Regions from separate parts of the Homo sapiens genome. Here region 2 is linked to region 1. Evidence: chromatin contacts called from ENCODE Hi-C data. All regions are on one chromosome and are shown on one strand. The core of a region is the stretch at or near the end of the contact, and the rest is flanking DNA. Distances in the headings are between cores, read along the strand shown.

Evidence for each region. A loop is a pair of places that touch in the nucleus more often than their neighbours do.
Region 2: a map of Caco-2 shows a loop between it and region 1 (3-fold over the local background). The contact joins the promoter of AKR1C4 here to the promoter of AKR1C3 in region 1. A Hi-C loop is called at or near these places in 2 of 168 maps with a recorded cell type or tissue (Caco-2 and Calu3).

What each region holds. Positions count from the first base shown.
Region 1 is chr10:5,091,191-5,096,606 of GRCh38, reverse strand. It overlaps AKR1C3 (aldo-keto reductase family 1 member C3), which reads right to left and starts at 2,193. Exons shown (of 9, transcript NM_003739.6): 1 at 2,079-2,193; 2 at 30-197. The coding sequence starts at 2,162. It overlaps LOC124900291 (U8 small nucleolar RNA), which reads left to right and starts at 3,064; the gene lies at 3,064-3,199. RefSeq lists an enhancer at 2,056-2,350.
Region 2 is chr10:5,194,696-5,200,111 of GRCh38, reverse strand. It overlaps AKR1C4 (aldo-keto reductase family 1 member C4), which reads right to left and starts at 3,275. Exons shown (of 9, transcript NM_001818.5): 1 at 3,161-3,275. The coding sequence starts at 3,244. RefSeq lists a silencer at 1-159.

The DNA.
Region 1 (5,416 bases), core at 944-3,443:
TGCACACAAGCTCATCATAGACACAGTACCTTTGAAGTGTAGAATATGTCTTCTCTCTTCACACTGCCATCTGCAATCTTGCTTCGGATGGCCAGTCCAACCTGCTCCTCATTATTGTATAAATGAGCAGAATCTATATGGCGGAACCCAGCTTCTATTGCTAATTTTGTGACCTCCAAAGCTTTACTTCTCGGAACCTGGAGGAGCAACCAAAGGTAGTATCTGGTGATCACTGTGGCTGAGAGGTAGTTCAGGCACAAGCATTGACTTTTATACAAGAATCAGCTTTTCCTCCTGTCTGTATGTGGGGTGAAAAGTCCATCTCAGTTTGCCTGAGTCTTTCCTGGTTAGTAATAAAGGTTGAGCATCCCAGAAACACCTTCAGTCTCAGGCAATCTCTGGTTGATCACTGTTATGGAGGTACCAAATAACACCCTCAGATTCAGTGATTTGTTGGAAAAGTTAACATGACTGAAATAGTCCTAATTATTTTTAATATAGTGATATTATACATGGTAAAAATCACATGGAGTATAGAAGGGAAACGGTGCAAGCTCATATGAGTTCTCTCCCAGTGATATTACACAGAATGCTCACTCAGACTTCCTCCAACATCGTATTTGGGAAATGCTGTCTACAAGAGATGTTCTTTGGTGTCTCAGTTCTTGAGATTTTGACTGGATGCTAGTTACATCGACCCAACTAGGGTTCACTTGGGAAATAAAGCATCTGTGAATAGTAGTCTATTAAGTCTTTTCTGCATAGTCATTCTGGCTACACAACAGAACTGAACACTAGGGGTAAAGATGTATACTCTGAGGATATCGATTTGTACATTAAAAATTCACTGAAATCTGTTAAGAATTTACTAAGGTACAGTTCTGCCATAAAAAATAAGGCTATCTCTTTCAGGAAAGACAGAATTCCAGTGAAATTTAAAATTACTGACTTATTGACCAAATTTGGATAAAGATTTGAAAGGTATTTTTTAATGACAAAAATATAAATAAACTGTTTTCATTTTTACATGTATTTAAAGAAGCTTTCTTGTTTCGTTGAAATTACAAGGAACTAGATAACGGTCTCCCCGCCATCTCCTGAGAACAGTCTTTTTTTTTTTTTTTAAATCTTTTTTGAGAGCAGTCTTTAAGTGTGCCAACACTCAAAGGTTTACCAAGGCTGGAGCTTCAGTTGTGTCGTTATTTTCATTTCCTGCCCATGCCAATTTATATTAAAAATTAAACCACTTTTGTCACTGGTCTAGAAAATGTATCCTTGTAGATCATCACAACTTATCGATAAAGTGAGAGACTCAAATTTCAATAATTAGTTCCTATTCACACACTTAGTAGCCTGAGGACAGTCTTGGAATACAAGTTCTATCTAGAAAATGAGGTCTCCATTTTGTTCATTTTTGTGTCAGAAGACCACTCCTACCACTTTGATACAAATATGATGCATACAAAAAAGGACTAAGAATTTAGACTTTCCTTTGTTAGGTTCTAGATTTTACTTAAAATGAGGTGGTATTTTTTTCTTTCAGGAAGTTCTTTTTAAAAGTGAAATAGTACAGTGGAAACTCTAGTCCAGGTCCGGTAATACTGGGTGGCACTCACTGCCGCCCATCAGAACAGTGATACTCTGCCGACAGTTTTGTGCACACCATATCCAGTAATTTTTGCTATAAGTATTTCTCTGGATCGTATGTTCTTGGAAGATGGAAAGATTTCTTCAGTTGTAGAAACAGAGAAATCACTCCTATTGCAATTAATCTCCACCAGAGGGAGATGACCAACAGTGTTCTTCAATACTGAGTTTTACATATTCTGCCAAGCTGGGAACTAGACATGAACAGAAGAAAGAAACAGTGCACAAACGAAAAATAAGCAGTACGTGACCATAGGAATGGACCTCAATGCAGAACAAGGATTGCCTACTTTTTTCTCCTAGCCTAGGAAACCTAGACCAGTGAGTCATCCAGAGTAAGGTAGGAACACGAACCTTACAACCCAATACGGGTTTCACTTCTACTAGGTTTATTCTTTTGAAATCCGAAAACTAAAAGGAATTATTCTTACCTCTGGAGGTGCATAGGTGCCAAATCCCAATACAGGCATGAAGTGGCCATCATTTAGCTTTACACACTGGTGTTTGGAATCCATTCCCTGTCACTTGTCTGACTAGCAAATGTTTGCTGCTGCTTCTCCTCAGAGATTACAAAAACAATGGGCAGGAAACCCCTCCCCCCACCCCTGCAAACTGACTGATGGTTAACCAATGGCATGTAGGAGGAGGTACATAGGCAGTCTTATATGGTCTGTGGAGAAAATTGCATTCAGTTCATTTGTTTCTTATCAAAGAGAATTCCTAAGTAAATTATTATAATATATGGTTATAATAAACTCATTAATTTCTATCTAAAGTATTATTTTCTATTCTAAATCTCTATATTAAATTATTCAAAAGGATTTGTAGAACAAATAGCAACCATATGTTAGACTATAAAAACCTCCAGCTACAAATATCTTTTTTCGTTTCTGCCGTGATAATGCCCCTTCTTTATACTGCATCATTTGAAATAATTAACCATCTTACGTCTTTCTCTCACATACACATAATTTAAAGGAATGACTAATGAGAATTTTTCAAATAGTTGGTCCTCAATAAAAAATTAAAGTTAAAACTGTAAAAATATTTGCCTTTTTACATTTTCAATCAGAAAATTTATTTTGATTTTTCTTTCTTTGCGTTGTAAGAGAAATATTCATTTCTGAAGAAGATGCAGTCCTGATAAAGCTGTAATCCTGATGAGGGTGCAAATAAAAAGAAATTCTGGTGTAGTTTTTATTGGAGTGTTAATTATTAACAGTTTTTGGAGTTTGGACATCATTTAATATATGCAAGCAGTGCCTTAATAGTATTTGTTCTTCAACCAGGTTTATTACAGACTATCAAGAAGTAACTAGCCAAAAAACTGATAACCATTTTATATAATCTGTCATCTTGTTAAACATTATTTGTAAGGAAAAACTGGAAATTAATTACATATAAATGGATGAATAATTCTCATGTGGGATAGTTTTCACTTGTTCCTTCCTTTGGAGGGCAGATTAGAACATGATGAATGTAGTTTGCACAATACATTATCAACATCTTGGAGTTGTCAGAACTTGCAATGCCCTGATTTCGTTCTATTTACTTTTCCTCAAATAATAACCAAAAAGTAAGTTGAGAAATAAGTTAATTATTATACATTGATACAATATAATATAAAATCATTGAAAGCTTTTACAGAGTGATTTCAGCAATATGGTGGATCAAAAGGCCCCTACTTGTCTCATGGACGCGTCAAGAAGTGATCTGAAATTGACTAAAATAAACTTATTTATTTATGGGGGTGCTGAGTAGAAATGTAGTATGATGCCAAGGGCAAGAGATTAGGGGAAGAGACGTGCAATAGTCCGTCTAACCCATTGAGGGGAAGCTGGGGTGTGAATTTTTGAAATAGTAAGCTATTCAAAAGCCAGTAGGTATTTGGGGGAACTACTAATGGGCACACACAGTCCAGGCAGATACAAGTTCAGAAAATTGCTGACAAGGCCTTAGGGTTTTATGTTGGGCTTATGCTAAGACTAAGAACATACCAAGCATATTAGTTGATAATCGTCATGACACAGAACAAATCTATATAGAGTTAGAAAAATGTCTATATTTTGAAATGCTCAAATAAAATAATAAGGTATATAAAGAAACAGGAAAACACAGTCCCTTATAAGAAAGAAAACGAGTTGACAGAAATTATTTTTGAAGAACCATGAGCACTGAAATTAGTAGAGAAAGGTTTTAAAACAATTATCTTAAATATGCTAAAATTTCCAATTAAAAATATGGAAATAGAACTACAGGAAATTGGGAAAAGCATATACGGAAAAATGAGTGTATCAACAATGATGTAGAAATTATACAAAATAAACCAAACAAATTTTGGAGCTGAACGATATAACTGAAGTGAAAATCTCACTAGAGGATTTCAACAGCAATTTGAGCAGAATGAAGATATAATCTACATGTTTAGGGATAAGATATTTTACATCCTTGAGTCTAAGGCAAAAAAAAAAAAAAAGAGTAAAGAGATGTGAACAGACCCTAAAGGGCTTGTAGGACACCATCAAGCCAAGTAGTATACACAGCATTGGATTCTGAGAAGGAGAAGCAGGAGCCTATGGGGGTGGAGAGATTATGTGGTGAAAACAATCATCAAAAAGTTCTCAAATTGGCAACAGACATTAATCTAAATATGTGAGTAACTTAAAGAACTGGAGTTCAGATAAAGAGACCAAGGCCCACATACATTAAAATCAAACTCTAAAAGCCAACAACAAATAGACTATCTTAAAAGCAGCAGGAGAAACATAACTCTGTATTATGTACAGAACAATAAATTCTGTTCAAGATGATCAACAGATTTTTGATTAGACAATTTGAAGGATGTAATAGGTAATACATTTAATGTGGTAAAAATAAAACTGCCAACCAACAAATCTATATTTGGCAAAAATTTTTTTTTAATTAGAAAGTTATTAATACAATGTGAGATAAAAGCTGCAAGAGTCCATTGCCATTAGATCTGCTTTGCAAGAAATGGTAAAGGGACTAATTCAGCTTAAAATAAAAGCATTTTAGACAGTAACCTGAAACCATATAGAAGTATGAAGCCCTTTACTAAAGGTATACATATGGCAAAATGTGAAAATACGTGTTTTTGAAAGTTTGGTTTTATTCTACACTTCTTCAACGTTTAAAATACAAATGTGTACAAGTAAGTATAAATCTATGTTAACATGTACACAATGTATAAATTTGTAATTCATGAAATCAATAATGTGAAGTGGAAACGAAGCTGTGGAAGAAGTTTTGTATAGGATTGCAGTTAAATTGGCATTGCTTTCAAAGTAGATTTTTATAACTATAGGGTGCTGTATATAATCCCAAGAGTAACTACAAAGAAAATAACTACAGAATAAATAAAAGAGCAATTGAGAAAGGAATACAAATATTATTAAAAATCATACACAAAAAACATTGTTAATTAAGGATATGAGGATATGAAGGACAAAAAGCTAAAGACATAAATAAAAAATGACAAAGTAATTGCAGTCATGTATTACCTAACATTAGAGATATGTTCTGAAAAATACATGTTTAGGCCTGTGGCCACATTGACATTAGCCCATTGAACCAGACTTTGGAATTCTAGTCTCCAGAACTTCGAGAAAATTAATTTGTGGTGTTTCAAGCCATAACGTTTGTGGTAATTTGTTACAGCAGGAACAGAAAACTAATTTGGACGTAATTTCAGCAATTCTCATTCTCTCTTTCCTGCATCATCAGTTTTTTTTCTCTCTGCTAAGTTCTC
Region 2 (5,416 bases), core at 2,026-4,525, 100 kb before region 1:
CCTTGTCCTCACAGGGTGTGCAGTGGGGGTGTGGCTCGCTTCTTCAGGCCCCCGCTGCTCAGACCTCTAGGGGAGCATACAGATGGGGGCAGGTTGTGGGACTATGACCCGTTGACAGTGTCTAGGTGTGGATGTTTACAGCTCCTGAAGCCCCAGTGGGCATGTGTTACAGGGTGCTCTTTTAGTTTTGTTCTTTAAGTTTTGCCATCTACAGGCTTGTGTTAACCAGCTCAATTAGACCCTCTACCTTATGGCAAGGACAGAGGGCTTTCTGTATCCTGAGTTCTTGCTTTGGTTTACCGGAAGGATCGGATCACACCTGGGCTTGGTGAATGAGTGCAGGGTTTCATTGAGTGGAGGTAGCTTGGGGGGAAGTCAGAAGGGGATGGAGTAGGAACGTTTTCCCCTAGAGTCCGGCTGCTCAGCAGCCTGGACTGTCTTCTGACTGCCCCAGCCAAACTCAGCGTCATTCTGCTTCTGCCAGTAGGTGGCCCGCTGGCGTACTGGTGCCTTTCGGTGCATTTCTCTAGATGTCTAGCCACCTGTGTATTCCTCTGCCGATGTGATCCTCTCAAAGTCCACCCGGTTCTGTCTCTGCCTTGTTAGGATTTGGGGTTTTTATAGGCACAGGATGGGGGCATGGCAGGCCAGGGTGGTCTTGGGAAATGCAACTTTTGGGCAGGAAAACAAAAATGCCTGTCCTCACCTAGGTCCGAGGCGGTGGAGCCGTAGCCAGGGACCACGTCCTCCTCTAGCCAGCACTTCCCTTCCCGCTTTCTGTATCATTTAAAGGGACCACGCTCTTCCCTTCCCAGCACATCCCTATCAGTAGTTCAGGCACCAGCACTGACCTTCACAAAAATCACATTATCCTCGTGTCTTGGGTTGGTTCTATATGTGGGGTGATAAACCCATCCCAATTTGCTGAAGTCTTTCCTGGTTAGTAATAAAGATTGGGTATCCCTGGACCTCTTCAGTCCCAGGCAGTTACTGGTTAATCACTAGCATGGAGTTTCCCAACAACAACCTCAGATTCAGTCATTTGTTAGAAAAATTAACAAGACTCAACTTATAAATAGTTATTATTATTTGAGACAGAGTCTCACTCTGTCACCCAGGCTGGTGTGAAGTGGGACAATCTTGGCTCACTACAAAATCTGCCCCCACCCCCACCTTCTTTACCTTGGGCTCAAGTGATCCTCCCACCTTGGCCTCCCAAATAGCTAGGACCACAGACAGGCATGATAATGCCTGGTTAAGTTTTTGTATTTTTGGTAGAGATGGGATTTCCTATGTTACCCAGGCTCAAACTCCGGAGCTCAAGGGATCCACCTGCCTTGGCCTACCAAAGTTCTGGGATTACAGGCATGAGTCACTGCATACACACTCCTAATTATTTTTAATATAGTGAAATTAACACATGGAAAAAGGCACATGGAAGAAATTATGGTAAGAATACGGTGTAAGTTCCTATGATTCGTCTCTCAGTGATGTTTCAGGAAACACACTGACTTCCTCCAGCATCACATTTTGGCAACATAGGGGAAATGTTGACTACAAGGGATGCTATTTGGAGACTCAATTCCCAAGATTTTAACTGGGTGCTGGTTAAATTGACCCAGTCTGTATAGCACACACCAAACTTCCGGTCTTGTAAAGAAAGCAGGTATACAGAAACCCCACACTTTGTACAACCAGTTAATTATAGATGCTACCCTTATCAGTTAGGAAGGGGTGAGAAATTCAACTTCTCAGATACCAGCCAGGCTCCAACTTTGAAAACAGGCGCATCTACGGGTGGCAGTCTATTGTGTTAACTCCTTTCTACACAGCCATTAGCCATTCTGTGTGCATGACAGAACTAAATACTAGGAGTAAAGACATACATTCCAAGGATGTAGATTTATACCTAAGAAATTAACTGCGACCTGTGAGAGATTAGTAAGGTACGCTTTATCCCTAAAAAATAAGACCAACTCTTTTAGAAACGATATAATTTCAGTGAAATTTAAAATTATTGACTTATCTACCAAATTTGGATAAAGATTTGAAAGGTATATTTTTTAAATGACAAAACCGTAAATGAAACAATTTTCTATTTTAATATAAGCTTTTCTGAAGCTTTCTTTTTCTAGTGAAATTAAAAGGAACTAGATGCCAGGTTGCACTACCTTCCCCTGATGCCAACCCTGATCCTCTGTTTGCTGTGCAGGCACTCAAGGTTTACCAAGGCTAGAGCTTCCGTGTTGTGCTTTTCCTTACTTCTCCTTCATGCCAATTTGCATTACAAAGTGAACCACTCCTGTCGATGGTCTTCAAGGTGTTTCTCTGTAAATTCTTACAACGTATAGTTGATCAAATTTAGACAAAAATTTTATGTGACTACTCCTTATTAACACACTTAGTAGTCTTGGAATACAAGTTTTCTTCCAGTGTAGAAATAGCTCAGTCTAGAAAAAATGTCTCCATTTTGCCCACTTCCGTGTCAGAGGGCCACCCCTATCATTTTGATACAAATCTGATGCATATTAACACGGACCAAAAATTTAAAATTTTTCTTGTGAGGTTCTAGGTTTTCCTTAGAATAAAGTTATTTTTCCTTTCAGATAATTTTCCTAGAGGTGAGAGTTGTGCAGGGCATTGTATTAAGTCCAGGACCAGTATTACTGTGTCATGCTCAAGACCACGCGGCAGCTCAGCAGTACTCTCCCAACAGTTTTCATACACCCCATCTTTAGGTGCTGTTACCACAAATGTTTCTTTTGATCACGTCTAGTAGAAGAATAAAAGATTTCTTCAACCACAGAAATAAATGGAGAAACCATTCTCACTGCAGTCATCTCCTAGAAAGGGAACTGCCAGGCAGTGTTCTTCACTGTTGAGTTTTATATATTCTGCCAAGCTGGGCAATACACAGAAACAGCATATAAAAACAGTGTATAAAATAAAAATAAGCAGTAAATTACCATATGACAGACCTCAGTGCAAAACAAACATTGACTACCTTTTCTCTTTGAACATAGAATAGCTCTAGCCCAGTAAGACAGACCACGTGAGTCACTCAGGGTAACAGAAACACAAAGCTGAACAACCCAGGTCATCGTTCACTTATTCTAGCTTTGCTCTTTTAAATGCTCAATGCTGAAAATGTGATTATTACCTCTGGAGGTGCATAGGTGCCAAATCCCAATACGGGCATGAAGTGACCATCATTTAGCTCTACACGCTGATATTTGGGATCCATTGCTTGCCACTTCTTTCACTAAGCAGATCCTGTTTCCTTCAGCAACATCTGGCATTTATATTCAGGGGTTATGTAAAACATGGGCAGGCAGTGCTGCACTGCTCCCTGGGGCTAATCAATGGCATGTAGGAGGAAGCAAGTGATGGTGTATTACACAGGCTGTGAGGAAAATTGAATCCAGTTCACTCGTTTCTTATCAAAGAGAATTTTTACATACATTATTATATAGTCAAAATATTTTTTTCTAAAGTGAAATTTTCTATTCAGAATCAATCAATCTCTCTCTCTGTCTGTCTGATAAACTCATCCAACAGGTTTATAGAATGATTGGTGATCATGTTAGACTATAAAATACCTCCAGCTACAAATCTTGTTTTTGTTCATGCCATGATGATATCCCATCTTTATCTTCTGTCATTTGAAATAATCAACCATCTTACATCTTTCTCTCAGACAGTATTCAAAAGAATGACCAGTGAGCATTTTTTTTTAGTGGTGACCCTCAATAAAGAAATTAAACAAAACCAAAGAAAATTTCTCTTTTTACGTTTTTCACCAACAAATTAATTTTGTTTCTTCTTTAATTGTAGTAGGAATATTCATTCCTGATGAAGGTGTGGTCCTGATGATGTGGCAATCCTGCAAAGGTTCAAAGGGAAAAGAAAACAGAAATTCTGACATGATGTTTATTGGAGTATTAATTATTAACAATGTTTGGACTTTGGACATCATTTGCAACATGCAAACAGTTCTTTAATAGTGTTTGTATCTTCCATCAGTTTTATAAGAAACCAGCAAAAGTAACTTCCCAAAAAGCTGATAACTATTTTATATAATTTGTGATCTTATTAAATGTTATAAAGAAAAAAGTAATTAAAATAAATTGGTGAATAATCCTCACATGGCATAATTTTACTTGTTTCTCCCATTGGAGGGCAGACTAGAACACGATGATTAGGCCGGGGGCAGTGGCTCACGCCTGTAACCCCAGCACTTTGGAAGGCCAAGGCGGTAGGTTTACTTGAGGTCAGGAGTTTGAGACCAATCAAGTGAAATCTTGTCTCTACGAAAAATACAAAAATTAGTCTGGAGTGGTAGTGGATACCTGTAATCCCAGTTACTCAGGAGGCTGAGGCAAGACAATTGCTTAAACTCAGGAGGCAGAGGTTGCAGTGAGCCAAGATTGGGTCACTGCACTCCAGCCTGGGCGACAGAGCAAGACTGTCTCAAAAAAAAAAAAAAAAACAAAAAACAAAAAACGAAGATGATTAACATCTGTGAAGAATCCATACCAATATCTGTTGTTGTCTGACATTTTAAGAATAGCCATTCTGACTGGTGTAAGATGATATCTCTATGTGCTTTTGATTTGCAACACCCTCTTTTCTTCTATTCACTTCTTCCTAAAAGGAACAATAAAAGAAAATAATTAGGTAAATTACTATACATTGAAGCAATGGAATATAATAGAGCCATTTAAAAATTTTCACACAGAGTGTCATCAGCAGGATGGTAGATTAGAAAGCTCTCAAATCTCCCATGGAATTATCAAAAAACAATCTGAAATGAACTAAAATAAACTCATTTATTTATAGAGTGGCTCAGTAGAGATGCAGGGTGACTATAGATGCACAGATGCCACTGGCAAGAGATTAGGGGGAAGAGACATACAATAGGCCATCTATGGCACTTAGGAGAAGCTGAGCTGTGAATTTTTGACATGATAAGGTATTCAAAACCATTGGGTATTTGGAGAAATCAAATAGGGCACACAGAGTCTAGGCAGATGCACGTTCAGAAAAGAACTGAGAAGACCTTAAGTTTTCATGTAGGGCTGATGTCGAGACTAAGAATATGCCAAGCATATTAGCTGATCATTGTCATGACACAGAATATATATAGATTATGAAATGTGGCTGTTTTTCAAATGTGCGATAAAAACAATAACAAAGCTACAAAGAAACAGGAAAACAGCGTTCATTATGAGGAAGAAAATAAACTGACAAACTGTGAAGAATTACAGGCATTGATATTAGTAAGGAAAGACTTTCGGATTTTTATTTCTTATTAAAGTCTTAAAAATTATTTTAGATTAAATAGGCACATGTGTAGGTTTGTTATATAGACACATTACATACTGGTGAGGTTTGGGCCTCTGGTGTACACATCACT